4 separate regions of the Homo sapiens genome follow, and all the other regions are linked to region 3. The links are chromatin contacts, found by Hi-C or POLR2A ChIA-PET in ENCODE. All regions are on one chromosome and are shown on one strand. The core of a region is the stretch at or near the end of the contact, and the rest is flanking DNA. Distances in the headings are between cores, read along the strand shown. Region 1 has its middle 16 kb from the start of ARHGEF3-AS1. Region 2 overlaps ARHGEF3 (Rho guanine nucleotide exchange factor 3). Region 3 holds the start of ARF4 (ARF GTPase 4). Region 4 holds the start of PXK (PX domain containing serine/threonine kinase like).

Region 1 (6,828 bases), core at 2,500-4,999, 670 kb before region 3:
AAGATGAACCCTGTTTTCCCACAGCTGGTTAAATAACCAAACTGGTAACAACCCCTCTTGTTGGGCTCTAAAGAGATTAGCACCAAAACTGGGACCTAACTAAGGTGTCACCAAAAGTGTCATGGTATCACTAGAACCAGAACCATGTTTCCTGTGTTCTTGTTCGATATATCTGAGGGTATTTTCTGTTGAGAAGTTCCAAGCAATTTCCTTACCAAAGATATTATAAGGAACATACTCGTCAGGGTTGTGAGAATTTCATTTACATAAAATAAAATATTTAGATTTTAGCAGAATTACTTCTTCATTAAAAGTTGGCAAGCAACGATGATTCTTTCCATTTGAACTTTATCCTGGTTCCTTAATGTCTTTCTTATTTGTACTTAACAAGCCAGAAATGTCACAAAATCTTACAGTTGGAAAGGGAATTTCAAGGTCTTTAAACATACCCCATTTGATACTTCAAATTTTAAAATTCCACAAACTGAATTTAAAAATAGGTAGTAAAAAAATCTCATGGCCAAGGCCGGGCACGATGGCTCATGCCTGTAATCCCAGCACTTTGGGAGGCCGAGGCGGGCAGATCACGAGGTCAGGAGATCAAGATCATCCTGGCTAACGTGGTGAAACCCTGTCTCTACTAAAAATACAAAAAAAAATTAGCCAGGCGTGGTGGCGGGCACCTGTAGTCCCAGCTACTCAGGAGGCTGAGGCAGGAGAATGATGTGAACCTGGGAGGCGGAGCTTGCAGTGAGCCGAGATTGCACCACTGCACTCCAGCCTGGGTGACAGAGCGAGACTCCATCTCAAAAAAAAAAAAAAAAAAAAAAACTCATGGGCCAGTGCAGTGGCTCACACCTGTAATCCCAGTGGTTAGGGAGGCAGAGACATGAGGATGGCTTGAGCCCGGGAGTTCAAGACCTGCCTGGACAACATGGTGAGACCCTATTCTCCATAAAAAGAAAAAAAAAAAGACCAAAAAAAAAAAGGTTGGAAAAAATCTCAAATGGGATGGTAGCCGTGACCAAATTAAAATAATATATTGCACACTGGCTTACCCAAGGTTCCAACATCATAAGATTATTAGTTCTCAGATCTTAGGTTTCTAAGACTGTTGTCAAATTTAGGTAAGACTAAGGAAAAACAAAAATTCAAAAACAAATTCAGGTAACACTAAGGAAAAACAAAATTTGGGTGTTACTAGGTTATCAGGGAGGCATAAAGCACAGCAAGCCAGTGAGAAATAAAAAGAATATCAAATTAGAGCCTGAGAGTTGCTCACAGTCATGCACTTTTATTGAATGTCTTTATCTACTCCTCAAAGCTGGAAGGGTGGTTAATCCAAGTAAAACCTGAACAATTCCTCTGCCTGCTTCACCATGAACTCTAGACAAATGGAGCAGCGGTGTCCAGACACTTTCCCAGGCCAAGGCCTATTGGACTCAAGGTGGTTCAACTCAAGAGACTGTGAACATTTGAAAATGTTGATGCTCTTGGAGAGCCCTGCTTAGTATCCCAGCTCAACAAGATTATAAAATGATGAGAAGAATGTGGGAGCAGACCTGGCTGCTCAAGGTCAAGAATGAATAAATAGAAAAGTCTTCATCTATGGTTTCAACACAGGAACTAAAAATAAATGATGCTGGAACATGGAAGTCTCAACGATTGCTAGTCATGGCTAATCTTGAGTGCTTATCTTACTGGTTTTGTTACAAGCAATCGCCTGAGCTCTGTCTTTATTCTCTCTAAACAAATCTGAACTTTTATAACCAGATTCCTCACATTATTTTGGCAACTGATACATGGGCAGCTATTTTTAAAAGTGAATGCAAAAAAAAAAAAGGAAAGCTGATGTATGCTGTGAAGCAGCCACCGGCCTGGCCGCTGCGGTTCTGCCTCCTTGACTAACACAAGAAGCAAGGGCCACCTGAAGAATTTCTGCATGAAGCACACAGGGGCCGCTTGCAAATAAGCTCATCCAGTTTATTTCTTAGAAACATAAACACCCTGGGTGCAGCTTTTTCAAGAAACTGTCAAGTCTCCTTCCTTACACTGTCAGTTAAAAGTGAAACTCCTGTCTGTGGGTTACTGACCTCTGCACAATTTTTAGGAAGAAAAAAAAGTTTAAAAACTGATTAGCTGATATCTATCAGCCAAAGGGCTTCCTTACTTGGAAATGAGACTTACTATTTGGCATTGCACTGTCAAAGTTGGTTGGAAGTGGAAAATCTGAATATGGGGGTGGGAGGGAGGGGTATTTCTGACACTTACATGAATACTCAGGAGGATTTTTAAAAGTAATCTGCCTAGATCAAAAAACAATGCTTGACACACCGAATTTCCAAGTTAAAAATATATAACAAAAGCAAGAATCATTCTTATTAAAAAGTTTCTCACCATTATTTTGACTTCAGATAACTCTTTAGGGATAATTTCTGGGAAAAACCATCTGGCTGGAATAGTTAACAATAAATTAATATTTGGGCTCTGTGATTTTTGGCTCTGCCATTTACTAGTTGAATGACCTGGTAAGTCACTCTTAATTTCCTTGATCTTTAGTTTCCTTATCTGTAAAACAGGAATGACTCCTTTATCCCTAGCAGGTTGCAGGGAGGATGGTAGGATACTAACTGACATATGTATTTAAAAGCAGAACAGCCTGGGTGCAGTGGCTCACGCCTGTAATCCCAACACTTTGGGAAGCGTAGGCGGAAGGATCAGCTGAGGTCAGGAGTTCAAGACCAGCTTGGCCAAAATGGCAAAACCCCATCTCTACTAAATATATATATATATATATATATATATATATATATATATATATATATATATAAATTAGTTGGGCATGGTGGCGTGTGCCTATAATACCAGCTACTCGGGAAGCTGGGACAGGAGAATCACTTGAACCCAGGAGGCAGAGGTTGCAGTGAGCCAAGATCGTGCCACTCCAGCCTGGGCAACAGAGCAAGACTCCGTCTCAAAAAAAGAAGCAGAACAATGGATGATGGGAACTTTGGGCCATCATACTATTGTTTCTATTTTTGTATAGGTTTTAATTTTTCCATAATAAAATATTTTTTAAAAGACAAAGGCACAGTAATAATTTATTTTTTTTCAAACAGAAGAGGAAATTTTTTGGTGTAACGATGGAAACTGGTTCAAATTTTCCTCCTAGCAAATTGAAAAGCAGTACCAAATCTGAAATCCAGAGTTTGATTTTTCTATCCTGATTTGACTGTCAACTGGGCATCTAAGAAAAAGGTAATAGAAACTAGCAGTTTCCCATTTCCCTTCTTCCTTCCAATAGAGAAAAAAAATGAGAGCATAGTTAAAACTTAAGTCATATTTATTTTTTTAATCTTACAATGCTGACTTCCCTGAAATCCCTGTATCCATCTAGAAAGTTCAAGACTTTTATGAAAATACCCCCAAGAAACCAAGAGATTTAAAAGCATGTGTGTCCCATGACTCAGAGTGTTCATTCTGCCTAAACACCAGTGAAAGTGGTTTTTTGTTTTGTTATGTTTTGGGTGTGTTCATGTGTACATGAAGAATTGGTATTGCCACTTTTTCTCCCTTAATTCAGAATCAGAAAGGAATCACCAAAACACTGGAAAATAGCAAACCAAATGAGACAGGTGGAAAGGGCTTCCAACTCTCACCCAAGGTAACTGGTCCTGGTTGGAAGCTCAGCACCTCCTCCCAGTTAGGGCTCTGCCCTGGAGGCTGTCCCTTTAAGTCAGACTTCCTGGTAAGGCTGAGAGATTTCCGCATGCAGCTTCCTGGAGACCGTATAAGATAAACAATAAACTTTGCAACAAAATCATGGACAATAAGCCCCACGTGGCTGTAACAAGAAGCAATTATAAGCATTGACAATGGCTAGGGCATTTCCAACAGGAATGCAAGTCTGTGATAAACAGGGGAGAAACATGCTACCCCACACCTGCACAAACTAAATGATGTGTAAAAAATAGTTCCTAGCCTCTCATCACATTGAGAACTAGTTGCTTCCAAATTCAGCACTCTTTTTAAAAAAATCATTGTCTAAGAGGAAAGCAGTCAGGCCTTTCTTAAAGCACCACTGCCTATTAGATGAAAGCTGCTGAGGCCCAGCGACACTACGTGTTCCTTACTCCATGAGTCTCTGTGTTACAGGAAAGGGGTCCTGATCCAGACCCCAAGATAGGGTTCTGGGATCTCATGCAAGAAAGAATTCAGGGCAAGTCCAGAGAGTAAAGTGAAAGCAAGTTTATTAGGAAAGTAAAGGAATAAAAGAATGGCTACTCCATAGACGGTTGCCCATTTTTACAGTTATTTCTTGATTATATGTTAAACAAGAGGTGGATGATTCATGCCTCCCCTTTATAGAACATATAGGGTAACTTCCTGACGTTGCCAAGGCGTTTGTAAACTGTCATGGCACTGGTGGGAGTGTAGCAGTGAGAATGACCAGAGGTCACTCTCGTTGCCATCTTGGTTTTGGTGGGATTTAGCCAGATTCTTTACTGCAACCTGTTTTATCAGCAAGGTCTTTATGACCTGTATCTTGTGCTGACCTCCTATCTCATCTTGTGACTTAGAATGCCTTAACTGTCTGGGAATGCAGCCCAGTAGGTCTCAGCCTCATGCTACCCAGCTCCTATTCAAGATGGAGTTGCTCTTGTTCACATGCCTCTGACATAAGGGTCACCCTTTGAGTCTCCTGCAGCTGAACCCCCTACCTGGCTAGCTTTGGGGAATTCCCCAACTCAGGAACCAGAGCCCACATTCTACCAGAGGAGATGAGAGTGCCATACACTTGCTTCCCAGCCTCCCTTGCAGCCACAGCATGAGAACATGAGCAGGCTCAGCCAATCATGTGCTGGGATGCAAAGCGGCAGGGCCGCTGCAGACCCCATTCTGCGAGGGTGGTGGCAGCTTGCAGAGGCAGAGTAAGGGTAGACTGGGTAGCCACAGCCTACAACCAGCATTGGTGGTGCAAGCCATGGCGTCTACACCTACCCAGCAGTGGTAGCAATAGTGTCTTTACAATAACTGTTTGGTGGTATAATTTGGAGTTGTCCCTGTTTCCCTGGTCCTTCCGAAATTCTCTGAGCTACCCTAGACACTGTAATAAATTCATTTTCTGCTTAACTCAGCTGTGTCATCACTCAAGTTCAGCTCACAGGAGGCTTCCCTGACCAGGCTGTCTATAGGACCATGCCTTATACCCCACCATCGTTATTCTCTATCATGATACCCTACTGATTTCCTTCCCACTACTTATCACATCCTGTAACCAATCCACTTCATTATTAACAACAATACGAACCACCATTGACTGGGGGCTTGCTATGTGTCAGATGGTAGGCTAAGCTAATTTAATTCTATGACCACCCTATGAGATAAGTACTTTTATTATCCCTAGTTTATAGATGAGGAAAGAGGCTCAGAAGGGTTAAAAAAAGTTGTCCAATGTGCCAAGCTTGGCAGTAATGGAATAAGGACTGGAGTCTAGGCCTGCAGCACAGGTTCTTACCACAATACTCATTCAGGCAGTGACTGAATACACACTGGCCACAGTGCAGGCACCAAAGCCACAGGACAGCCTGGCTCTCATGGAGCCTGGAGGCTGGTGGTCCAATCTCCCACCTGGTATTCTACCCATCACCCAAAAACCCTTCTTGGGGAAGAAATGCAGACTGACATGTGTAAAGATGAGACCAGCTTCCTTTGTTCAACAGAAATGTGCCCAGCTCTGTGTTCAAAGCATCAGGCATGCAAAAATACCTCAGAAGCTCACAGGCCAGAGGAGACGCAGACCTGTACACAATGCTCACTGCTCAACCTGCTGGTTCCCACAGCCTCGAAGCACTAGGCTGCAGAGGAAGAAGCCAGGGACCATTCTCAGGGTCTCCCCAATGACAGTGCCATTCCAGCTGGTTGTCAGTGATGTATAGGAGTTGCCAGGCTGAGGAGAGGGGGGTCAGCGCAAAGGTGAGAAGTGGGAACAGCAAAGTTCATTCAGGAGGCGAGGAGACAGTCAAGGGGTCTATGGAAGGGACAGGATGCGAAGGCCAGGGATGAGATGCTTGGAGCCAAGGAAGGAGTTCCAACTCCACCCTGCAGGAAATGGGGAACCAGGGCAAGTTTCTCAGCCAGAACAGCTGCATGACCAGATAGAAATTCTTTTTGTCAAGAACAGTGGCCATGGCCATAGAATACAGTACTAGTCAGATGCTTTTCCTATGTATTTTTAAAGTACACAAACATAAATATATTTGCTGAAAGCCAGGAATTGTAATAACAAGAAGTTCCATTTCTATGCTTTCCAACTCCCTCTCCTGGCTGAGTAAGAAGTGAAATAAGTCTGCCCTTCCAACAGAAGGAGTTAAACACAGCCATTCCCTCCTGTAATGTGAAATTACACAGAGCTCTCACATGGATAATTTATGGAGAAAACAAGGAATTCCCCAGCTACTTGATTTTACAACTCCAATCACCCAGATTCCCCCAGTGTGATAACAAGAACCTCACCTCTGGGTTGTGTCATCATTAAAATGAAAAGCTGATTTTTATTTTTTAAAAGAATGTGTGTGGTTGAGCCACAAAGAGCCTCCTGGGTTGGATGAATACCCCGGGAGGGGTGGGAGGAGTCCCCAGAATGACCCTTTGAGGCTGAGAGGGACTCATACTTAGTAACAGGCCCCAGGGAATGCTGTGTTAAGTGTGCAGCCCCAGAGGTCTGGAAATGCCAAGCCAGCCGGGGTGGTGAGGGCATAGCAACCAGAACACAGACCAGAAATAAAGGAAGGCAGTTTAGCACAGAAGTGAGGAATAGGAGTTCTA
Region 2 (6,840 bases), core at 2,840-5,339, 870 kb before region 3:
TGCTCTCCTCTTTGTTCTGTAAACTGTAGCTGCCTTGGTCTCCCTAAACTCTCAGCTCCAAAACTTCCACTCAGGAAGTTCACTGGAGTCTACCTGGGATCCCCCTCTGATATAGTTTGGATGTCTGTCCCTTCCAAATCTCATGTTGAACTGTAATCCCCAATGTTGGAGGTGGGGCCTAGTGGGAGGTGTTTGGACCATGAGGGCAGATTCCTCATGAATGTCTTGGTGTCATCCTCACAGTAATGAGTTATCTGAGTTCACACAAGATCTGATTGTTTAAGAGTCTGGAACTTCCTCCTTGCTCTCTCACTCTCTCCTGACATGTGACACGCTGGCTCCCCTTCACCTTCTGTCATGATTGGAAGCTTCTTGAGGCCCTTACCAGAAGCAGAGGGCAGCACTATGCTTCGTGTACAGCCTGCAGAACCATGAGTCAAATAAACTTCTTTTCTTCATAAATTAACCAGGCTAGGTATTCCTTTATAGCAATGCAAATGGACACCCTCCCTGTGCTGTGTCCTGAAATCCCTTTCAAGACTGGAAGTTGGAGCAATTGCAGGGCTCACCTCATTTATACCTCTTCTCTTAGGGTCACTGTCCTTCATTGCCTGATGTCCAGTGTCTTCAAAGCTATAGCTTTATAGGTTTTTTCATCTTTTTGTTTTTATTTCAGTTGCAAAGGCAAATCTGGTGCCTGTTACTCCATCATGGCTAGAACTAATTACTTTTCTTTTTTTTTTGAGATGGAGTCTCGCTCTGTTGCCCAGGCTGGAGTGCAGTGGTGCAATCTTGGCTCTCTGCAACCTCCGCCTCCCGGGTTCAAGAGATCCTCCTGCTTCAGCCTCCCAAGTAGCTGGGACTACAGGCATGCACCATCATACCTAGCTAATTTTTGTATTTTTAGTAGAGACGGGGTTTCACTATGTTGGCCAGGCTGGTCTTAAACTCCTGACCTCAGGTGATCCTCCCAACTTGGCCTCCTAAAGTGCTGGGATTACAGGCATGAGCCACTGCGGCCGCCTTTTTTTTTTTTTTTTTTTTTTAAAGACAGTGTCTTGCTCTGTCACCCAGGCTGCAGTGCAGTGGCTTGATTTTGGCTAACTGCAAACTCTGCCTCTTGGGCTCAAGTGATCCTCCCATAGTGCTGGGATTACAGGCATGAGCTACCACAACCGACCTAGAACTAATTACTTTTAAAGAAGTTTAAATAGTAAGAAAAGCCTCTCCTATTTTCTGACATAGTTGCATTTTTAGTGCTCTTCATTCTGTTGTTTGGATCCATATGTCCACAGGGTATCATTCTGTTTCTCTTCAAAGAAAGTCCTTTTAACATTTCTTGTAGTGGAGGTCTGCTGGTGATGAATTCTTTTAGCTTTCATATGCCTGAAAAAGTATTTTGCCTTTGTTTTTGAAATACGCTTTCATTTATCTTCCCAGAAAACAATCCATCACGATAACAAAAAATAGAAACACAAAACCCATCTTTGATGATTCCAAAGATCTGTTTATCCTTGGACCACAACATTTGAAAATGGAAAGCAAATGGTGAAATAACATAAATGATGACAATAGTAGACATATATGTTTACTATATCAGGAACCAGTATCTATCAGGGGCTCAGCAGCATACTCAAATATCACATATTCAAATTAGGAGGTTTTAATAAAGGGACAGTACACAAAGTTTGGGCAGTGTGTAGGGACAATACAATATCCTGGGGCTAGTGACAGTGGGGTTGTTACCATACTAGGCTAGAAGGGTTACAGGAATTCAGAGAGGACTCCTTGAGAGAAGCTGTGACCTCACGATAAGAGATGCAACCAGCCCAAGGAAATCCTCCAGGTGGGAGCTGGAGGAATGAATACTCTAAACTCACTCTTCTCCCTCTCACTGATATAATGACAGGATTTTCACTGGGCCAAACCAAACCAGAAACGTCAGGCAGGAGAGCCCATGATGAAGTACACACAGAAGAGTGAATCAGGGTGCATAGTGGATTTGGAGAAGTAAACAAAAATACGGGGCATAGCCCCATTCTAAGGTTTTTTTTTTTTTTTTTTTTGAGACGGAGTCTCGCTCTGTCGCCAGGCCGGAGTGCAGTGGTGTGATCTCGGCTCACTGCAACCTCCACCTCCCAGGTTCAAGCAATTCTCCTGCCTCAGCCTCCTGAGTAGCTGGGACTATGGGCACGCCACCACACCCAGCTAATTTTTTGTATTTTAAGTAGAAATGGAGTCTCACCATGTCAGCCAGGATGGTCTCGATCTCTTGACTTCGTGATCCGCCCGCCTCAGCCTCCCAAAGTGCTGGGATTACAGGTGGGATTACAGGCATGAGCCACCATGCCTGGCCCATTCTAAGTACTTTGGATGTATTACTACATTGAATCCTCCCCCAAATCCTATTAATTACCATTATTATTCCCAGATAAACAATGAAAGATGAAGGAAAATTCAACTGAACTGTGACATCTTCTGAGAGTTCAGAGAAGACACTGCCTTCATTAAATAAAAATAAGGGTGCTTTAAGTATAGAAAGAATGATAGAAAAACTTATAGTAGAAAAAAAAACTGATGGCAACCCTCTCCTCAAATTAATAGAAGGATCTGAAGACAAAGGTGAGGAAATCTCCTTGAGAGTTGAACAAAATATAAATAAATAAAAAGTAAGAATAAAGAGATTAAGACTATTTGAAAATCAATCCAGAAGTTAAGGCATAAAATCCAGAAGGTTCATCTCTCTTTCTGGAATTCCTGAAAGAGAAAATAGAAAATTGTGGGAATGAAAATATGTAAGAAAAAAAAATACAAGAAAAAATTCCAAATTATCTGGATTGAAAAGTCTCTCCAGGTATATAGTACAACGAATGAAAAAGACCCAGGCCAAGGCCACACTTTTGAGAAATTTCACATGTACGGTTTATTTTTTTTTATTTTTTGAGACAGAGTCTCACTGTGTTACCCAGGCTGGAATGCAGTGGTGCAATCTGTGCTCACTGCAACCTCCACCTCCCAAGTTCAAGTGATTCTCGTGCCTCAGCCTCCTGAGTATCTGGGATTACAGGCGCCTGCCACCATGCCCAGCTAATTTTTCATATTTTTAATAGAGACGGGGTTTCACCATGTTGGCCAGACTGATCTTCAACTCCTGGTCTCAAGTGATCTGCCCTCTTCGGCCTCCCAAAGTGCTGGGATTACAGGCATAAGGCACCATGCCTGGGCAACATGTACAAATTTAAAAGTGATTATTAAATAACAATGAAAACTACTAGCTCTTAGTATCTTTTTAAAAAGTGATTTCACATACAGTCTCACATTTAAATGGGCTTGAAGGGTCCAGTGTCCCTGGCAACAGAGAATAAAACACTTGTAGGATGTCATTTTCAAACCTTTCACAGATGAGAGAGCACAGTTCATTAATACCTAGGTATGTTTGCATGTGGACAAGCTTTGGAATGCATGTCCAGTTTCCTAGGCTAAGTGATTAGCTCTTAAAGATACAGTGCATGACTTCTAATTCCTTGCTATTCCCTCACGTCAACTGAAAACTGCTTTGACTAGGTAGGTCTGTGCAGCTGACTGATATATGAACCAAGCCTGGAGAAAGGAGATATGATGTCATGAGCATTTTTTTTTCCAACTTGTTTCCCTCAATACCCTTCAGGTACAGTGAATACGGTCACCTTTTCTCACTGTGTGCTCATGCGGACAAGGTTTTAAATTTTGATGATTGTCAGATTTTTACTGGTAGGTTTGGGCTTGGGTAACCCTCTTCCCTTCCAATAGTGTAGTTCTAGAATTCTGTCAATAAACAAGCTAGTGTGAATTAATTGAATCAGCTGCATCAATAAGGGGGGGTATTCAGTGTCTTCTCTCCTCAATGCCAAGGGGAACCAGGTGAGTGAAACTGATTGGCCAGACAGTTTCTTTGCCAAATCTTTGAGAGTCCTCAGGCTTTGGGAGAATTAGTAAAAAACGGACATGGACAGAATGTAAATGGAAAGTTGAACAGGCTCTTCACCAAGATGGTGGGTTGCAGTTTCCTGCAGCCACACAGTCTTTGTTGAAACAGGGCTGTGGTTATGAAGAGTTGTGCATTCTTAGCTGCCGCAGACTGTGCTGGGAATGGAAACTAAAGCAGTCAGTGGCGGTGACCACAACCCAGAAGCTGAAACCATGCTCTAATTTTACAGAAAATTGCTAGTTCTGGCTCTGTTCATTGCTTATGAGTTTTCATTTAGACTGCAAGGATTACATCTAGTTGTATGTGAAATAACATCTTGAAAATTGACTGAAGAAAAACCATTTAGCCCTCACTCATTTGTACTAACCCACAAAATGTCAGTACAAACATCTTCTAATATACTGTAAGATACATCCTTTAGCATTGACAGTCAGTACAATTATAGGAGTGAAAAACAGAGGGAATAGCCAAAGCAGCAGTGAGAAAAGAGGACGGACAAAAAAGATGAGGAGGAGGAGGAAGAAAAAAATTAGGAGAAGCGACTTTGCATTTGGGAAAAAATTTGGACTTATATTTATTTATGTGAATATCTTGCCAAATTTGGGAATTAACAGTATGTTAAAGAAAATGGTGAGAGCTGGCCGGGCGTGGTGGCTCAGGCCTGTAATCCCAGCACTTTGGGAGGCCGAGGCAGGCAGATCACAAGGTCAGGAGATCGAGACCATCCTGGCTAACACGGTGAAACCCCGTCTCTACTAAAAATACAAAAAATTAGCCGGGCGTGGCAGCGTGCGCCTGTAGTCCCAGCTACCTGGGAGGCTGAGGCAGAAGGATGGCATGAACCCAGGAGGTGGAGCTTGCAGTGAGCTGAGATCGCACCACTGCACTCCAGCCTGGGTGACAGAGCGAGACTGTCTCAAAAAAAAAAAAAAAAAAAAAAGAAAAAGAAAAAAAAGAAAATGGTGAGAGCTTATTGTAAAGATAAGACTAACTACCAGCCTTATTGGGCCAATGTGCTATTGAGAATTGGCTACTAACAGCTTAAAAATGTTTAGCCTTTTCATCTAAAAAACCTCACTCATTGTGGGACAGAGTACTAATCTTTTTTTTCTTTTTTGAGATAGGTTCTCACTCTGTCACCCAGGCTGGAGTGCAATGGTGTGATCACAGCTCACTGCAACCTCTGCCTCCTAGGCTCAAGGGATCCTCCCGACTCAGCCTCCTGAGTAGCTGGGACTATAGGCACATGCCATCAAGCCTGGCTAATTTTTGTGCTTTTGTAGAGATGAGGTTTTGCCATGTTGCCTAGGCTGGTCTTGAACTCCTGGGCTCAAGTAATTCACCTGCCTTGGCCTCCCAAACTGCTAGGATTAGAGGTATAGCCACTGTGCTCAGACTAGAAAGAGTACTAATCATTTTAATTAAAGTAGACTGAAATTCCAGTAAGAATTTCAAAGTGAAATTTGCCTTCTTTTATTTAGCCTCAAGTTCCTCAACAGTTACCTATATTAGCAGTGAGATTCAACATTTCTTTTCTATAACAACTATGACTTACCACTTGACTTTATACATAGTATGGATTCCAGATAGAGTTATTAAAAGTGAACACATAAATAAGTGAATGAATAGAGAATGCTTGAGAAAACAGATTTTAGAATTATGAGTTCTTGGACAGACTCAGAGGCTTACGCCTGTAATCCCAACACTTTAGGAGGTTGTGGCAGAAGGATCACTTGAGGCCAGGAGTTCAGGACCAGCCTAGGCAGCATAGTGAAACTTCAATCTTTACAAAAAATTTAAAAATTAGCCAGATGTGGTGGTGTGTACCTGTAATCCCAGTTACTTGGGAGGCTGAGGCAGGAGGATTGCATAAGCCCAGGAATTTGAGGCTGCAGTGAGCTATGATCACACCACCACACTCCAGCCTGGGTGACAGAGTGAGATCCTGTTTCAAAAGAAAGAAAGAAAAAAAAAATGAGTTCTGTGAAAGTTTTGATAGATCAAATAAAAGCATTTGTATCAATCTGCATCCTATTTTAAAGTTTGTATTCAGGAACCACAAACAAAAATTTCAGAAAGAACCTCCCCAGGAACACAGCTGAAACCTGTATTTTGTTTGTAGGACAAACACTGTACACATGGAGGATGACTTAATAATGTAATTTATTTGAAATACTTCCAGAAAAGTTTAAGGCCATTATACAAAAACATTCATTTCATCAAAACATTCATTGACCACCTTCCCATAGGCCAACACTTGACAAACCTCTTTTCCCAACACACTGGCTGATGGCTTCTAAAAGTGGCTGATGGCGCCTACAAAGAATCATTCATTCTTTTCTTCACCAATAAAGGCTGTTCTTGGCTTTCCTCTGCTTCTGTCTGCAGCAGGTTCACTTGCTGTATCAATAACGACTTGAGAAAGCAGTTTTAAATAAACTTGTAATAGAAAAAATTCATCATGTTTAAGACCTATAAATACAGAAATATGTTTTACAGGGTAAAATTGATCACAATATCCTTGTTTTCAAAAAATAATAAAGTATATACCTTGTTTTTATATTGATATATCTTGTCACACAGCTTGAATGCACATGATATATGTACATAATAAAATGACATCAATGCATTTACTGCTTTCTTTTCTGTAAACTTGAAAGACAGATTAAAAAAAACTTTTTGGCAATAATTTAGAATAATTACCACTAGTGCTGGTGTGGGTATAATTTTGCACAGGTCATCCTTAATATTTACACTTGCAGGGAGCTCTTCTAGGTACTTAGCTGTTTTTAAGGTCTGCACTTTACCCTGCACTGTAAATCAAGGCTGGACAAAGAGGTTACTAATCTGGCTAGCTGATTCTAATTAATCAG
Region 3 (7,305 bases), core at 1,244-3,743:
AAAATGTAAGAATTATCAAACTTCCAAACCACCTTTTTCCCTGTTCATGCACATATCTCCCTCGTACGTTGATACTTCCTTTGATGAGTTACCATAAATGTCGATCTTGTGACTGAAGTGTTTTTTAGTCAAGGAAAACTGATTATCCCAAAATTAAAGTGCAAAACGATAGCATGCCTGAGTAATAAAACATTAAAAACAAGTAACTCCTAAATCCTCCACACAAATGCAGAAACTTAAATATTTTTTCTCTCCCATTTTCTTCGAATCATTTTTTGGGGTGGAGGGAAATGCCTCCCAATATAGTAAATATATGAAAATGCTGGTAGCATACTTCTATATTCCTTGCCCCTCTGATACTTTCATCAATCACAAAAGACTAAGGAATTGAAAAATAGCAATTCATTTACAATAAATCTTAAGTAAAAAGACCAATATACTATGTGTTCTGGAACATAACCATATATTGTTAAATCTCTTTAACGAACAGACTGGAAATTCATTTATCACAGTCCGAAGTCCTCCCATTAACTTCCGATCCTTTTTCAGACTGCCAACTTTCAGCCACTGAAAACTTAAATATGCTTGCCCTCCTAAAATAATTCTGTCCTCTTGACAAAGGAAATCTAAGAAACTTTGAAAGAAAAAATACTTTATGAATGACTCATAAACAATTGATTCACAAAGTGTAAGTACGCTAAGAGGAAAATAAACATGAGCCAATGTATATACTGTTACTCTTTATATACCTTGAAATATTACAGAAGCTTGTGTTTGCAAGTTTTGATGGTAGTACAGCTCTAAAATAAAACCTCCGGCCGGGCGCGGTGGCTCACGCCTGTAATCCCAGCACTCTGGGAAGCCTGGGTGGGTGGATCACCTGAGGTGAGGAGTTCGAGACCAGACTGGCCAACGTGGTGAAACCCCCGTCTCTACTAATAATACAAAAAATTAGCCAGGCGTGGTGTTGCATGCCTGTAATCCCAGCTACTCGGGAGGCTGAGGCAGGAGAATCTCTTGAACCCGGGAGGTGGAGGTTGCAGTGAGCCGAGATTGCGCCACTGCACTCCAGCCTGGGTGACAAGAGCAAAACTCCGTCTGCAAAAAAAAAAAAGGAAGAGAAAAATAAAACCTCCTCCGGTAGAAAACAAGCTAATGAACCAACAAGTTTCAACGTTCAAAGTTAGAGGGGCTTCTTTCAGCGTTATTCTAGTCCATGGAGCTCAGCTGTGATGTAGACTGCTTACAGTAACCGGGAGCGGTTGCTTACTTCAGCCAACTGACAGCCCTTCTCCCTCAGCTGAGCAAAAACACGCCCCCTAAAAAGTAGTTTTTAAAAAGTCAACTTTCTAAAAAGAAATTTTAAAAAAATTGTAGTTACTATTTAACAAGACTACCATAAAATTCAGCGTCATGATGTTCAGTTACTTGAAAATTTATCAGGTATTTTTTAAAAATTCGTTTCTAAAATTTTTTTGCATTAGACCTTAGACCGCCTAAAAATAAGCTTAAAAACCTAGGAGAATAAACCAAACACATTTAAAGTTTTTGAAAATAGTCAAAGAAATAGAAGATAAGCTCAGTTTTCGGAGAATGAGATTAACAAGGAGCGAAAAACTTGAAACGGAATCCAGCGCAAGGCCAAGTTTAGCAAAGTGAGCGCTGAAGGACTCCAGACTCTTCGGAAACCTTGGGTGCTCCCTGGCCACCGCAACTTCCTGCCCCGGGCGGCTCCAGGCTCCGGGTGGCCGCTGGCTTACATACCAATGGAGTATGCAGGGACTGTACACGAAACGCAGAAGGGGAGGGAAAAGGCTGGAGTTGCTCTGCCTCCCTCCTGACCGCTGTCCACACCCGGGCAAGAAGGTATGCAGATCGCACCCCCAGAAAGGGCCTCGCCAAGTGTTTGCTTCCCAGAGTTGGCTTTCCCCACATCTCTGCCCAATGTTGTCCAGCTTTCAATAAGATCAAGGAGAAAAAGCCGAGTCCAGAAAGAAATCTTGCCCGAAGCCCTGTCCCTGTCTCGTCTGGCGACAGATCGGGGGCGGGGGGGATCGCTCACCCTCCGCTCCATTGTTCCCCCTTAAGAATTCCTTCCGACCCCCGACCCGGCGCCCCTCCCCCACCACAGCGGGCGGAGGAAAAAAACAGGCCCAGAGGCCACCCCAATTGTGGAGACCCTGCCTTTCCCAGGTCCCGCCTGACTCGCAGCCCCTCACTCACCCATCAAAATGCGCATCTGCTTCTTGCCAAATAGTCGGGAGAAGAGGGAGGAGATAGTGAGGCCCATGGCGGTAGTGGCACTTGTGATGGGCAGAAGCAGAAGGGGTTTGGGGCGACCCCGTGCTTTCTCCTTTCAAGCTCCCAGGCAAACTAAACGAGAGGGAAGAGAAAGAGCGGAGGAAGAAAGAGGGAGGCAGAAACGTCTCAGTGGCCCCTGTGCCGATGAAGATCCGGCACAGGAATAAGCCGGTAGAGGACCTGCTAGGCGACTGGCGCGGCAGCTCCGGCTCTAGCCTTTAGGCTCTGGCTGTGCCACGTCACGCGGCGGCCGCGGCGACTCCAGCAGCGGCCCGGCCCCTCCAACGCGGACAGAATCGCGTCACCGCCGCCCCATCCCCCTGCGCTTCCGGTGCGCCCGAGCCACTGCGCTTGCGCCTGCAGGGGATTGGCCAGTTTCGCTGACGAGCATCTCTCGACGGCGCCACCGCCCGGACGTGGCCCCAGGAGCCGGGAGAGGCCGGCTGAGGCACATGCGTACTGGGAGACGGACAAAGTCCCACAATACCTCGCTTCGTCACTGCCAAATCAGACTCAGGGTGAGACGCTTCCGCCCGGATGAAGGTATTGTCGGGGTGATAGTCCTTGCTTCCGGAAAGGCGAGCTGAGCATTATGGGTTAGGTGAGGAACCTCGCCCTCTTCTATTACGGTACGCGCGATGGGTATTCCCTGATGCCATGAACTTACACGTTTCACACACGGGACCAGACGCTTGCTTTAGTTGACGCATGAAGACCGGTCCGGTCTTTTGCGGAGAAAAGTGGTTAAAAGCTGACTTGTGGGCCGAGAAACTGTGGCACCCTAATGAGCTAGGGCTAGACGCTTCGACCACCACGCCAAGTGATTCTGAAGATCTCTAATTCTGTCAAGGCGAGAGCGCTCCAACACGTGTTCATCGGCTGTTGCTTTTTAAAGAGAAGGCAAGGAGGAAGTCTTGCTTTTCTTGTACTTTTTTTCCTAGAAGCAGCATTAAAGATTTACTCCTTATGTTGAGGAAGCGGAAAGCCTCTTCACTTTAAAAGTGTTTATGATCGGGCCTGGCGCGGTGACTCACCGCGCCCGGCCTGCTACACCTTTTAAAATTCACAGCAATGATAAATGTATTAGACTCATTGCCAGGATAAAGATTTAATCTATTTTTCTAGTAGTGCCGTCCTATGTGGTTCTGTAGTTGCTTATTCCAACTGGTATATTTCCATAGGATGGGGTTGAATAAGAAAAACTTGCAAACTTTCAGAAACAGTAAGTTATTTTTATATTTTTGAAGGCTTGCTGAGTAACGCTTCTCTTGGTAGCACTACCTTATCTACCCTTCAGAGACTGTTATTTCTTAGGAGTGGCCCTGGGCAATTAAAAGCAAAAACTTCTGGCCGGGCATAGTGGCTCATGCCTGTAATCCCAGCACTTTGGGAGGCCGAGGCGGGCAGATTACGAGGTCAGGAGATCGAGACCATCCTGGCTAACACGGTGAAACCCAGTCTCTACTAAAAATAGAATAAATTAACCGGGCGTGGTGGCGGGTGCCTATACTCCCAGCTACTCCGGAGGCTGAGGCAGAAGAATGGCGTGAACCCGGGAGGCGGAGGTTGCAGTGAGCGGAGATCGCGCCCCTGCACTCCAGCCTGGGCGACAGAGCGAGACTGTCTTAAAAAAACAAACAACAACAACAAAAAAACCCCAAAAACTTCTTTACTCAGAAGTACCCTCCTTTGCATTGGAGATACATGTAAAGAGTTGCTTAGCAGTTGAATAACTCAAAATTGCATTTTGGAAGCTTGCTAAGTGACAAGACCTTCTTGTATCCTTTTGTGAACCCCCAAAATATGAGACAGGCCTCAGTTAATTTAGAAAGTTAATTTTGCCAAAGTTGAGGACACGCGTCCATGACATAGCCTCAGGAGGTCTTGTAGACATGTGCCCAAGGTGATCAGAGCACGGTTTGGTTTTATACATTCTAGGGAGAAATGAGACATCAATCAATATATGTAAGATGAACATTGGTTCATTCTGGAAAGACTGGACAACTCAAAGCAAAGGCAGGAAGACTCTGAGTGGGGAGGGAGCTTCCAGGGCATAGATAGATAAGAGACAAATGGTTGCATTCCTTTGAGTTTCTGATTAGCCTCTCCAAAGGAGGCAGTCAGATATGCGTTTATCTCAGTGAGCAGAGGGGTGACTTTTTAAAGAATGGGAGGCAGGTTGGCCCTAAGCAGTTCCCAGCTTGACTTTTCTCTTTAGCTTAGTGAGGTGGAGGCCCCAAGATTTATTTTCCTTTCACACTTTAGGCCTTATGTCTGTTTTTAGTTTTATATAGTAGAATTCCTTAAAACAATCTTCAACTAATTCTTAGGGTCTTCTTAAATTCAAAAGACAAACCGTATGAGCCCTCCTCCCTGTAACTTATTCCAAATCTTAATCCATGTTTTCTGTTTAGTTATGCAAAATAAATCGAAAGAATTCTGTTCTCCATCTCTAGCCTCCAAAACCTGAACCAAAACAAAAGTTGTCAAAACAGATTTTTCAGTAAGAATACACTACACATCAAGTGGCTAATGTAAATTACAAAACAGGATGTTAATGGCAGACTGTAATATCTCTATTGTACAGATAAAAATAATCAGGGTCAGAGAGATTAAATATTCTGCCCAAGGTCACACAGCTAAAAGCAGTGGAACAGCTATAAGAACCCATTTCTTCTGGTATTAACTGGTATTTACACTCTTTTTTTTTTTTTTTTTTTAATAAATAAGTGGATTCTGGCTATGTTGCCCAGGCCTGTCTGGAACTCCTGGGCCCAAGCAATCCTTCCACCTCAGCCTCCAAAGTGTTGGGATTACAGGTGTGAGCCAGTGCACCCAGCCATTAACACTCTTAACCACTACACTATACTACCTTCTTACATTTATTTATTTATTTATTTGAGACAGGGTCTCACTTTGTCACCCAAGCTGAAGTACAGTGGCATCATCTCGGCTTACTCAACCTCCTGGGATCAAGTGATCCTCCCACCTCAGCCCCCAAAGTAGCTGGGACTACAGGTACACCACCACATTGGCTAAGTAGTGTTATTTTTTGTAGAGACAGGGTTTTGCTATGTTGCCAAGGCTGGTCTCAAACTCCTGAGCTCAACCAATCTGTCTGCCTTGGCCTCCCAAAGTACTGGGATTATGGGCCTGAGCCACTGTTCCCGGCCAAATTCTTTTCTTTTCTCTTTTCTTTTTCTTTCTTTCCTTTCTTTTCTTTCTTTCTCTTTCTTTTCTTTCCTTCATCCTTCCCTCCCCTTCCTTTCCTTTCCCTTTTCCCCTCCCTTCCCCCTTCTGTTCCCTTTTCCCTTCCCTTTTCCCTCCTCTCCCTTCCCCTCCCCTCCCTTTTTCCTCCTGCCTCAGCCTCCCAAGTAGCTGGGACCACAGACATATTCCACCATGCCCAGCTATTTTATGTATTTTTGGTAGAGTTGGCGTTTTGTAGAGACCAGCATGTTGCCCAAGCTGGTATCCAGCTGCTGAGCTCAGGCGATCTACTCGCCTTGGCCTCCCAAAGTGTTGGTAGTAGAGGTGTGAGCCACCGTGCCCAGACCCCAAATTTATTTTTATTTTATTTTATTTTTCTAGGTCAGGCATGGTGGCTCACACCTGTAATCCCAGCATGTTGGGAGGCCAAGATGGGAGACTCACTTGAGCCCAGAAGTTCCAGACCAGCCTTGGCAATATAGTGAGATGCCATTTCTATTTTAAAAAATATTTTAAAAATAAAATATTTTTCTATTCACCTTTCATCAATACAAACCCAGAAGAGAATCTTTCTTATTTTTAAAAATGAGGAAATTGAGCCCTACAAGAAAAATTGCTATAGTTTATTGATCACTTGCTAAGCCATGTACTTCATTTAATCATCGCTTTTGAACACAGTGTTGTATAAAGTTGCCCAGGCTCAAAAGCATGTACTCATAACATACTACACTAGGTAGTATGTTTTCCTCATCTCTGGTTATTTTATTTTATTTTTTTTTGCTCTGTCACCTAGGCTGGAGTGCAGTGGGGCGATCTTGGCTCACTGTAGCCTCTGCCTCCTGGGTTCCAGCGATTCTCCTGTATCAGCCTCCGGGGTAGCTGGAATTACAGGCACATGCCACTGCGCCCGGCTAATTTTTGTATTTTTAGCAGAGAGGGGGTTTCACCATGTTGGCCAGGCTGGTCTCGAACTCCTGACCTAGGTGGTCCACCCACCTCGGCCTCCCAAAATGCTGGGATTACAGGTGTGAGCCACCGCGCCCAGCCTCTGACTATTTTTCTTAGTGAGATCTTTTTAGTCACAAATATGTATATGGAATTTACATTCCAGTCCCTTGGGTTTAATAATGTACAGACAGCAGACCCCCTGTATCTTCAGGTTTCAAACCCACAGATTCAGCCAATAGCAGATGTGGAACCTGCAGATGCAGAATGGCAACTGTAAGGGCCTTGAGCATCTGCAGATTTTGGTATCACGGGGATCCTGGAACCAATCTCCCCAAATACCCAGGTACAACTATAATTATTTTTGCTGATTGTTATGTCTCATTAGAATGCAAGCTTATTAAGGAAACCATATCTCTTCCTTTTTTCTTTCCTTCTTTTTTTTTTTTTTTTTTTTTGAGACAGTCTCGCTGTGTCACCCAGGCTGGAGTGCAGTGGCGCTATCTCAGCTCACTGCAATCTCTGCCTCCTGGGTTCAGGTGATTCTCCTGCCTCAGCTGCCCAAGTAGCTGGGACTACAGGTGCACACCACCACACCCGGCTAATTTTTTTTTTTTTTTGTATTTTTAGTAGAGATGGGGTTTCACTGTGTTGACCAGGCTGGTCTTGAATGCCTGACCTCAAGTGATCTGCCCACCTCGGCCTCCCAGAGTGCTGGGATTACAGGTGTGAGCCACCATGCATGGCCTGCCTTTGAATTTTTTAAAACATTTGAGCAGATATATTCTATAAATAGCGGTACTATTTAATAGCAATAAGTGGTTACTGAGCACTTACAATATGCCATTG
Region 4 (6,735 bases), core at 2,243-4,742, 740 kb after region 3:
AATGCATTTTTCAGAGCATGTGAAATTTCTTGTAAGGTATGAACTATGGACAAGTTGGTTTCTCTTACAAAAGCATTTGGACTGTGTGGACAGATTACAGAGAAAATGGAGCTAAACCCCAGAGAAGCCTTCTTCCAGTTACTGTCATGACTTTATCTTATGGAAGCAGTTGTCAGAGCACTGGACTCCAGTTGTCTAACATTTTTCCCCCAATCATACAAGTTAAATACAGAAAAGCATACAGAAGAAATCATCATGATCCTGCTTCTTAGAGGCCCACCGTTCATATTTATTTATTTATTTTTGAGACGGAGTCTCGCTCTGTCACTGAGGCTGGAGTGCAGTGATACGATATCGGCTCACTGCAACCTCCACCTCTTGGGTTTAAATGATTCTCCTGCTTCAACTTCCCGAGTAGCTGGGATTACAGGTGTGTGCCACCATGTTCTGGCTAATTTTTCTCTAAAAGTAGAGACAGGTTTTCACCATGTTGTCCAGGCTGGTCTCAGACTTCTGACCTCAAGTGATGTGCCCGCCTCGGCCTCTCAAAGTGCTGGGATTACAGGTGTGAGCCTCTGTACTCAGCCCATATTTTGATATATTTTCTTCTGGTGTTTGTCCTGTAGATATGTTGGGATTATACGGATGCTAAATTGCTTTTTTCATTTACTATTATATCAAGAGCATTTCTCAAGATCATAAAATATTTTTTAATCATGTGACTTTTTATTTATTTATTTGTTTGTTTGTTTGTTGAGACAGGGTTTTGCTCTGTTGCCCAGGCTGGAATGCGGTGATGCAATCTTGGCTCACTGCAGCCTCCACCTTCCGGGTTCAAGTGATCCTCCCACCTCAGCCTCCTGAGTGCCTGGGACTATAGGCATGCACCACTTACCCTGGCCTGATTTTTAACATTGCAAAAAATTCATGATTGTACCAAGATTTGTCCAAAACCCAACTGTTAGTCATTTATCCTTGCATGCTATTTTTTTTTTTTTACTGATCTCTGATTATTTTCTTAGGATACCCTCCTAGACGCAGAATTACTTGGTCATAGGATAAGAACATTTTCAAAGCCCTTAATACATATTTGTTTTAGCTCCTAGTACTAGGTCTATTACATAGTAGGTACTTAGCAAATAATTGTTGAATGAATGTACGAATGCCCTCCAGAAAGGTGGCGCCAATTTATACTCCCACCTGCAGTAAGAGAAAAGAGCCTTGTCTTGGTCAGTCCACATCACAATAGGAGTAATGATTATAGCTGGATTTTGGTTTCTGTGACTCTGGCAGAGAAATAATCTATTTGCCTTAAAACAAAGAAATGAAAGTAAAAAGTTGAATCCTCCCTAAATGACATATGGTTTTGCTTTAATAGACTGCTGCTTTTAAACACACTGGCACAAAAGTGGAATGGAGGGAGAGTTCTGATTATTTTAGGGCTGAATCATGAAGGTCCAGGATTCCTTCTTCACATCTCGCTCTATTAGATCTTGGCCCCTGGGACCAATCTCATGGCTACTTGACTCAACGGGGCTGCCCACCAATCCCAATAAGCTTGAGATCTGGAGAAGGGACCCTTTATGTATGATGTGGGCCTTTCCTGTGATGTCAAATTTTGGTGGTGGTGGTGGGATTACCAAGGAACTTTGTTCCCTTATCTGAAGTGTAGAAATTTAGTGGAGGCAAATTTAAGAGTTAGGAACCTTCCATTCTGTCAACTGTAGGGGAAGGAGGAAACTAATATTGACTTTGTTTTGTTTTTTTTTTGTTTTTCCGGAGACGGTCTTGCTCTGTTACCCAGGCTGGAGTGAAGTGGCATGATCATGGCTCACTGCGGCTTCAACCTCCTGTGCTCAAAAAACTCTCCCACCTCAGCCTCCTGAGTAGTTGGGACCACAGGTGTGAGCCATCATGCCCAGGTATTTTTAAAATTTTTTTGTAGAGACGGGGTCTCACCATATTGCCCAGGCTAAACTCCTGGACTCAAGCCATCCACTCTCCTCAGCCTCCCAAAGTGCTGGAATTACAAAGGTGAGCCATCATGCCTGACCACGGTTTGAGGTGTTTTTGTTTGTCTGTTTTTTTGTTTGTTTTTTGAGACAGAGTCTCACTCTGTCACCCAGGCTGGAGTGTAGTGGTATGATCTTGGCTCACTGCAACCTCCCCCTCCCGGGTTCAAGCAATTCTCCTGCCTCAGCCTCCAGAGTAGCTGGGTCTACAGGCACGTGCCACCATGCCCAGCTAATTTTTATATTTTTAGTAGAGGGGGTTTTGCCATGTTGGCCAGGCTGGTCTCAAATTCCTGACCTCAGGTGATCCACCCACCTTGGCTTCCCAAAGTGCTGGGATTACAAGCGTGAGCGATCATGCCTGACCACCGTTTGAGTTTTTACTATGTGCCAAGCCCCTTCCCAGTCTACTGCATTCCTTGTATTAACCTTTTCATACAAATAATATTATCTCCACTTTGCAAATTGGGGAGTTGGGACTCAGAGAGGTTGGGTAACTTATTGAAGATCACACAGCTGGTAAATGCCAGAGCCATGGAGATGATGGTCCTCCAATTCTAAATTTAACTCTTCACTATCCTGGAATGCTGCCCTAGGAGAGGGCAGTGTGGGTGAAATTTCTAGGTGTATATGGAGATGGGGGGGATGAGGTGGTGCCAGGATTATGGCTTTGGGTTCAGGCAGACTGTGGGCAGATTTAGGGCTGAGAAGTTGATCCCAAGGTTCTCTGGCTTGGCTCTTGGTTTGAAGTTCTTCTAGTCCATATGGTGGGATCAAAAACTCCCAAGTCTAAGGGATGTGGTTGAGCCCGCAGTGGGGGCCAAGAGTAGAGGCTAGGGGTCTCTGGACCATTTTATAGGGTCTCCAGTTCTTAGAGCTTGGGTCTGAGGGTTCTGGGGCCCAAGACCTCCAATTATGGGGTCCAGCTCTTAGGTGTTCAGGCCTGAGGAGCCACGTTCAAGAGTCCCTGTGAAGTTTCAATAGGAAGGGCTTGTTTCAGAAAGTCTCTGGGTTTGCAGGGCTCAGACTGGGGGTCCCATCCTAAAGGCCCTTTTTCTGAGTTTTAGGGTCCTTGGGCCTGGGGGATGAGAGAGATCCAGTTCTGAGGGTTTCAAGAGGTACGGTCCCCGAAAAGCCCAGTTCTGAGAGGCCTGGTTTGGAAATCTCGCCCTGAAGATTCCTGGATCCCAGGGCTCAGGACCAGGCGTCTCTGGATCTGAGGATCCTGGTAGTGATGGCTTAGGGTGGTGTTCCCTGGTCCGAAGCCCGGAGCTAAGGGCACCGGGTCTGCGGTGCGGCTGCGAGGAGCAGGGAAGCGCAGGCCCATGGCAGCCGCGAGGCGGAGGAGCGGGCCAGCGGGCGGCAGTGCTGGCGGCCCCCACACGTTCTGCGCTGGGTCGGCGCTAGGACTCCGGGGCGGCGGCCGTGGGAAGGGCGGCGCTAGGACCCCGCGGGCCCGGCGGCGCGTGGGGCGGCGCGTGTTGACAGCGGCGGCGGTGGAACCGGGCGGGCGGCGGGAGTCGGCGCCTCGGGTTCCTACCTCGCGTCCCTAGGCGGCGGCGGCCGGGCGTCCCGGGATGGCCTTCATGGAGAAGCCGCCAGCCGGCAAGGTGCTGCTGGACGACACGGTGCCGCTGACAGCAGCCATCGAGGCGAGCCAGAGCCTGCAGTCCCACACGGTGCGCGGCCCAGCGGGCGGGCGGGCGGCGTGGGGCGGCCCCGGGCCGCGAGGGGGCTGCGGGCTGCCTGGCGCGGGCCGGGCAGGGTCGTCGGACGGAGACCGGGCCACAGGGTGGGCGGCCCTGGCCGAGAAGGCTGTGGCGCGCCGCTGGGTCTGGGTCAGGGCCCCTGGGGCCCAGGCGAACGCTGAGGCCCGGAGGGGCCAAGGATGGGGACCGCAGCTCCCGGCGCCGCGGGGTGGAAGGAGCTCGGCGGCGACCAGGAAAGCGACTCCGAGTTGGGGGGCGGGGGCGGGGGCTGCGGGATTCCCGGGCTCACCTTGGACTAGGGGAGCAGGAACGAGACCGCTCAGGACCATCCACTTCTGCCCGCCGCCAGCCTTTTCCTTTTTGAGGCCGTGTAATTTCCTCCTTGCAGCTGAGGGTCTGGGTGATGGGGATGAGGGTGTGCCGGGCCAAATGAAGTGTGACTCCAGAGCCTACTTGTTGGGACAGCAGAGTGTAAGTGGCTGGGGTCTGCAGCCCCGTTTCCAGGTCAGCCGCTTGGCCCTGGTCCCGGGAAGTGGTGGGGGCGGCAGTCGGGGCGCTGTTAAGCAGGTGTATGAATGTGCTTCTCTAACTTGCTCTTTAGTGGGCAGTGGTAGCATTCATTTGAGTTTAAAATCCACTCGAGTAGCATAAAGGAGTAATAGGTCCTCATAGTAAACATTGGCAGGGTTCATTTCTGCTACATATACGGTCTTTTATGGGGCTTTAAAACCGTGGTTGTTTTCATTTGCTTGTACCTTTTTTTTTTTTTGAAAGGCCCACTATGCATTATAATTTCCAAGCAATAAATCTAGGAACCAGCAAGAAACCTGGAGCTATCAGCTAGTGGGACTTTTTTGGAAAAGTAATGAGTGAGGAGAGAGATTCCTTCAATTGTGATGTTTTGTCAGTCCACCGAATCAGATTCAGACTCAGAGGCTTGTTTGTTTACCATTGCAGTGTGTTTGGGGGGTCATCATCTGGAGGCTAAAGCTCACAATAGCCTTCTGTTTCTCTTTTCGTTCAAGCTCTTCTGATGACTTCAAAGAGACCTTTTATTCTGTTGTATTAAAGTGAGACTTTTTTGAACCTCAGTTTCCTCTTCTGACAGCCGTGCTTTGTAGGGCTTGAATTGTTCAAAGCATTCACTTCCAGTTAAGAAAATTATTATCTTTTTAAAAAGGGCTATTTATTTCACGCTGTGTGTCTTTAATCCTATTCTGTAGACATGTGAGAAGGCACATACAGGACAGAATTTGTTAAACTTGCTATCATTTGTGCCTAAAGGGAGTATGGCATAAGGGTTGAAATTTAGGATAGGGAGTCAAGAGTAATTCAGCTATTAAATTTGATTTTTGACTTGACTATTGGCAAGTAAGTCTTATAACCTTTCAGGGAATAGTGTCGAGTCCTTTAGGTTTATTTTGTATTGAAAATAAAGAGATAGATGTTTCTAAATACTCACAAATTACTTTCCCTAGGAAGCATTCATGATTTCTACAGCCCCAGCCCATGTGCCTACCCACACCTTAATCTTGATTAGTTTGTCCTGTAATTACTTCTTTACTTTTTGTCTCCACCAGGCTACAAGAGGAGGGGCACTTCTTCCTCACTTTTGAGTCTCATTCCCTGGTTTTTGATAGGATTTCAAATGTGTTTATCAAATGACTAAATAATCCAACTTCAACCTTACTATGCCTCTTTTTCTGTTTATGTAAAATGGTAATTGTAAACATTGAAAAAATAACTTAGAGATCAGTGCTTTAGCTAGGTGGCGAAAGATGTAATAGGATTCTGTTTTTATTGTAAGGGTGTGTGTGTGTGTGTGTGTGTGTGTGTGTCTGTGTGTGTGTGTGTGTGTGTGTGTGTAGAGACAGCGTCTCACCATGTTGTCCAGGCTGGTGTGTGTGTGTGTGTGTGTGTGTGTGTGTGTGTGTGTGTGGAGACAGCGTCTCACCATGTTGTCCAGGCTGGTCTGGAACGCCTGGGCTCAGGCCGTTCTCCTGCCTCAGCCCCACAAAGTGCTGGTATACAGATGTGAGCCACCACACCTGGCCCTGCAGATCTTTTCTTTAAAAAATAAAATAATTTAGGGTAGAAAATGGCAGTTCTTGTAGGGATGACTGACCACAAAAGACAGTGACTCACAGGAGACCCATAGAGGCAGATGTGGTAGAGTAAAAAACTGTAGCATTGTCTTGCGTAATTTTTTGACTGTTCTGTGTTCTTGTCATTTTAGCTGTAAAGTTTGACTGAGAAATGTTGCATCAGCCCTGAAGTTTATTGAGAAAATCTTACGCTGATGCAAACTTTTTGGACTGTTAGTGTCTTATGAGTAAGTCTTTTTTAAAACAGGAACTGTTGGAAATTATTTTGGAAAGAAGTAGTTGTTAAGAGGGGTATGTAGAAGAGAAAGGCACTGTTTTTTCTTGGGGAGATTGAAGTTGGCTTTCCAGCTTGGTAGCTGAAGGGAGATGGTGTTCCAGAAGTCAGAGCTCTACTCTCGCTTTGAAATGCTGAATCTCTAGGAAGTTACTCCTTGGCTGTAGACAGAAACATACGGAGTTAGAGACAGACTTGGGGTTGGAAGAGGCAAGACCTTAATACAGGTCTGAGCTGATACTTGCTAGTCATGTGATATAGGCTGGGCAAGTCACTTAAACCTTTTTGAAGTTTAGTTTTGTCATCTGTAAATGGGAGTAATAAATGCCTGCCCTGCCTGCCTCCCAAGGTTGTTAGGAAGATCAAATGAAATCATCTTGATGAAGTATTTGTAAAATGTATTCCTTCCTCCCTCCATCTCTTCACTCCCTGACAACATTTGTGCAAAGCGTTAAACACATTAGAGGGCGTTATTGCAAGCAAGCTCATTTCTGTCCATAGTTCCTTTCATTTATCAAGTTTGTTTAACCTTGGGAAACATATATATATATATATATATATATATATATATATTTTTTTTTTTTTTTTTTAATACCAATGGGGTTCTTGCTGTGTTGCCCAGGCTGGTCTTGAAC

What was found. A loop is a pair of places that touch in the nucleus more often than their neighbours do. ChIA-PET counts read pairs that join two places held with the same protein, here RNA polymerase II (POLR2A). Pooled maps may share reads with other maps.
Region 1: a pooled map shows a loop between it and region 3 (4-fold over the local background). The contact joins the enhancer-like site here to the promoter of ARF4 in region 3. A Hi-C loop is called at or near these places in 1 of 168 maps with a recorded cell type or tissue (naive thymus-derived CD4-positive, alpha-beta T cell), 3 of 37 single-sample maps with no recorded cell type and 13 of 50 pooled maps. POLR2A ChIA-PET finds 5 or more read pairs at or near these places in 1 of 52 experiments (activated B cell).
Region 2: a loop to region 3 is called in a pooled map, with 7 times the contacts of the local background. The contact joins the enhancer-like site here to the promoter of ARF4 in region 3. A Hi-C loop is called at or near these places in 2 of 50 pooled maps. POLR2A ChIA-PET finds 5 or more read pairs at or near these places in 3 of 52 experiments (H1, T-cell and naive thymus-derived CD8-positive, alpha-beta T cell).
Region 4: a loop to region 3 is called in a pooled map, with 5 times the contacts of the local background. The contact joins the promoter of PXK here to the promoter of ARF4 in region 3. A Hi-C loop is called at or near these places in 1 of 37 single-sample maps with no recorded cell type and 7 of 50 pooled maps. POLR2A ChIA-PET finds 5 or more read pairs at or near these places in 1 of 52 experiments (AG04449).

Annotation. Positions count from the first base shown.
Region 1 is chr3:56,920,247-56,927,074 of GRCh38, forward strand. It overlaps a transcript of ARHGEF3 not described here. Among named protein-coding and RNA genes, the nearest start is that of ARHGEF3-AS1, 16 kb to the right of the region's middle. Within about 2 kb of position 3,750, at least 24 of the 41 ENCODE cell types and tissues checked have a DNase peak (open chromatin) inside an H3K27ac peak, as active enhancers do.
Region 2 is chr3:56,721,307-56,728,146 of GRCh38, forward strand. It overlaps ARHGEF3 (Rho guanine nucleotide exchange factor 3), which reads right to left. Exons shown (of 10, transcript NM_019555.3): 10 at 6,114-6,840. Among named protein-coding and RNA genes, the nearest start is that of TASOR, 41 kb to the left of the region's middle. Within about 2 kb of position 4,090, at least 6 of the 41 ENCODE cell types and tissues checked have a DNase peak (open chromatin) inside an H3K27ac peak, as active enhancers do.
Region 3 is chr3:57,594,851-57,602,155 of GRCh38, forward strand. It overlaps ARF4 (ARF GTPase 4), which reads right to left and starts at 2,494. Exons shown (of 6, transcript NM_001660.4): 1 at 2,224-2,494. The coding sequence starts at 2,290. It overlaps ARF4-AS1 (ARF4 antisense RNA 1), which reads left to right and starts at 2,939. Exons shown (of 2, transcript NR_132370.1): 1 at 2,939-3,201; 2 at 5,893-6,066. It also overlaps a transcript of PDE12 not described here. RefSeq lists enhancers at 1,898-1,947, 1,968-2,117, 2,031-3,230, 2,106-2,811, 2,148-2,197 and 4 more.
Region 4 is chr3:58,329,400-58,336,134 of GRCh38, forward strand. PXK (PX domain containing serine/threonine kinase like) reads left to right here and starts at 3,493. Exons shown (of 18, transcript NM_017771.5): 1 at 3,493-3,691. The coding sequence starts at 3,590. RefSeq lists silencers at 3,267-3,796, 4,043-4,337.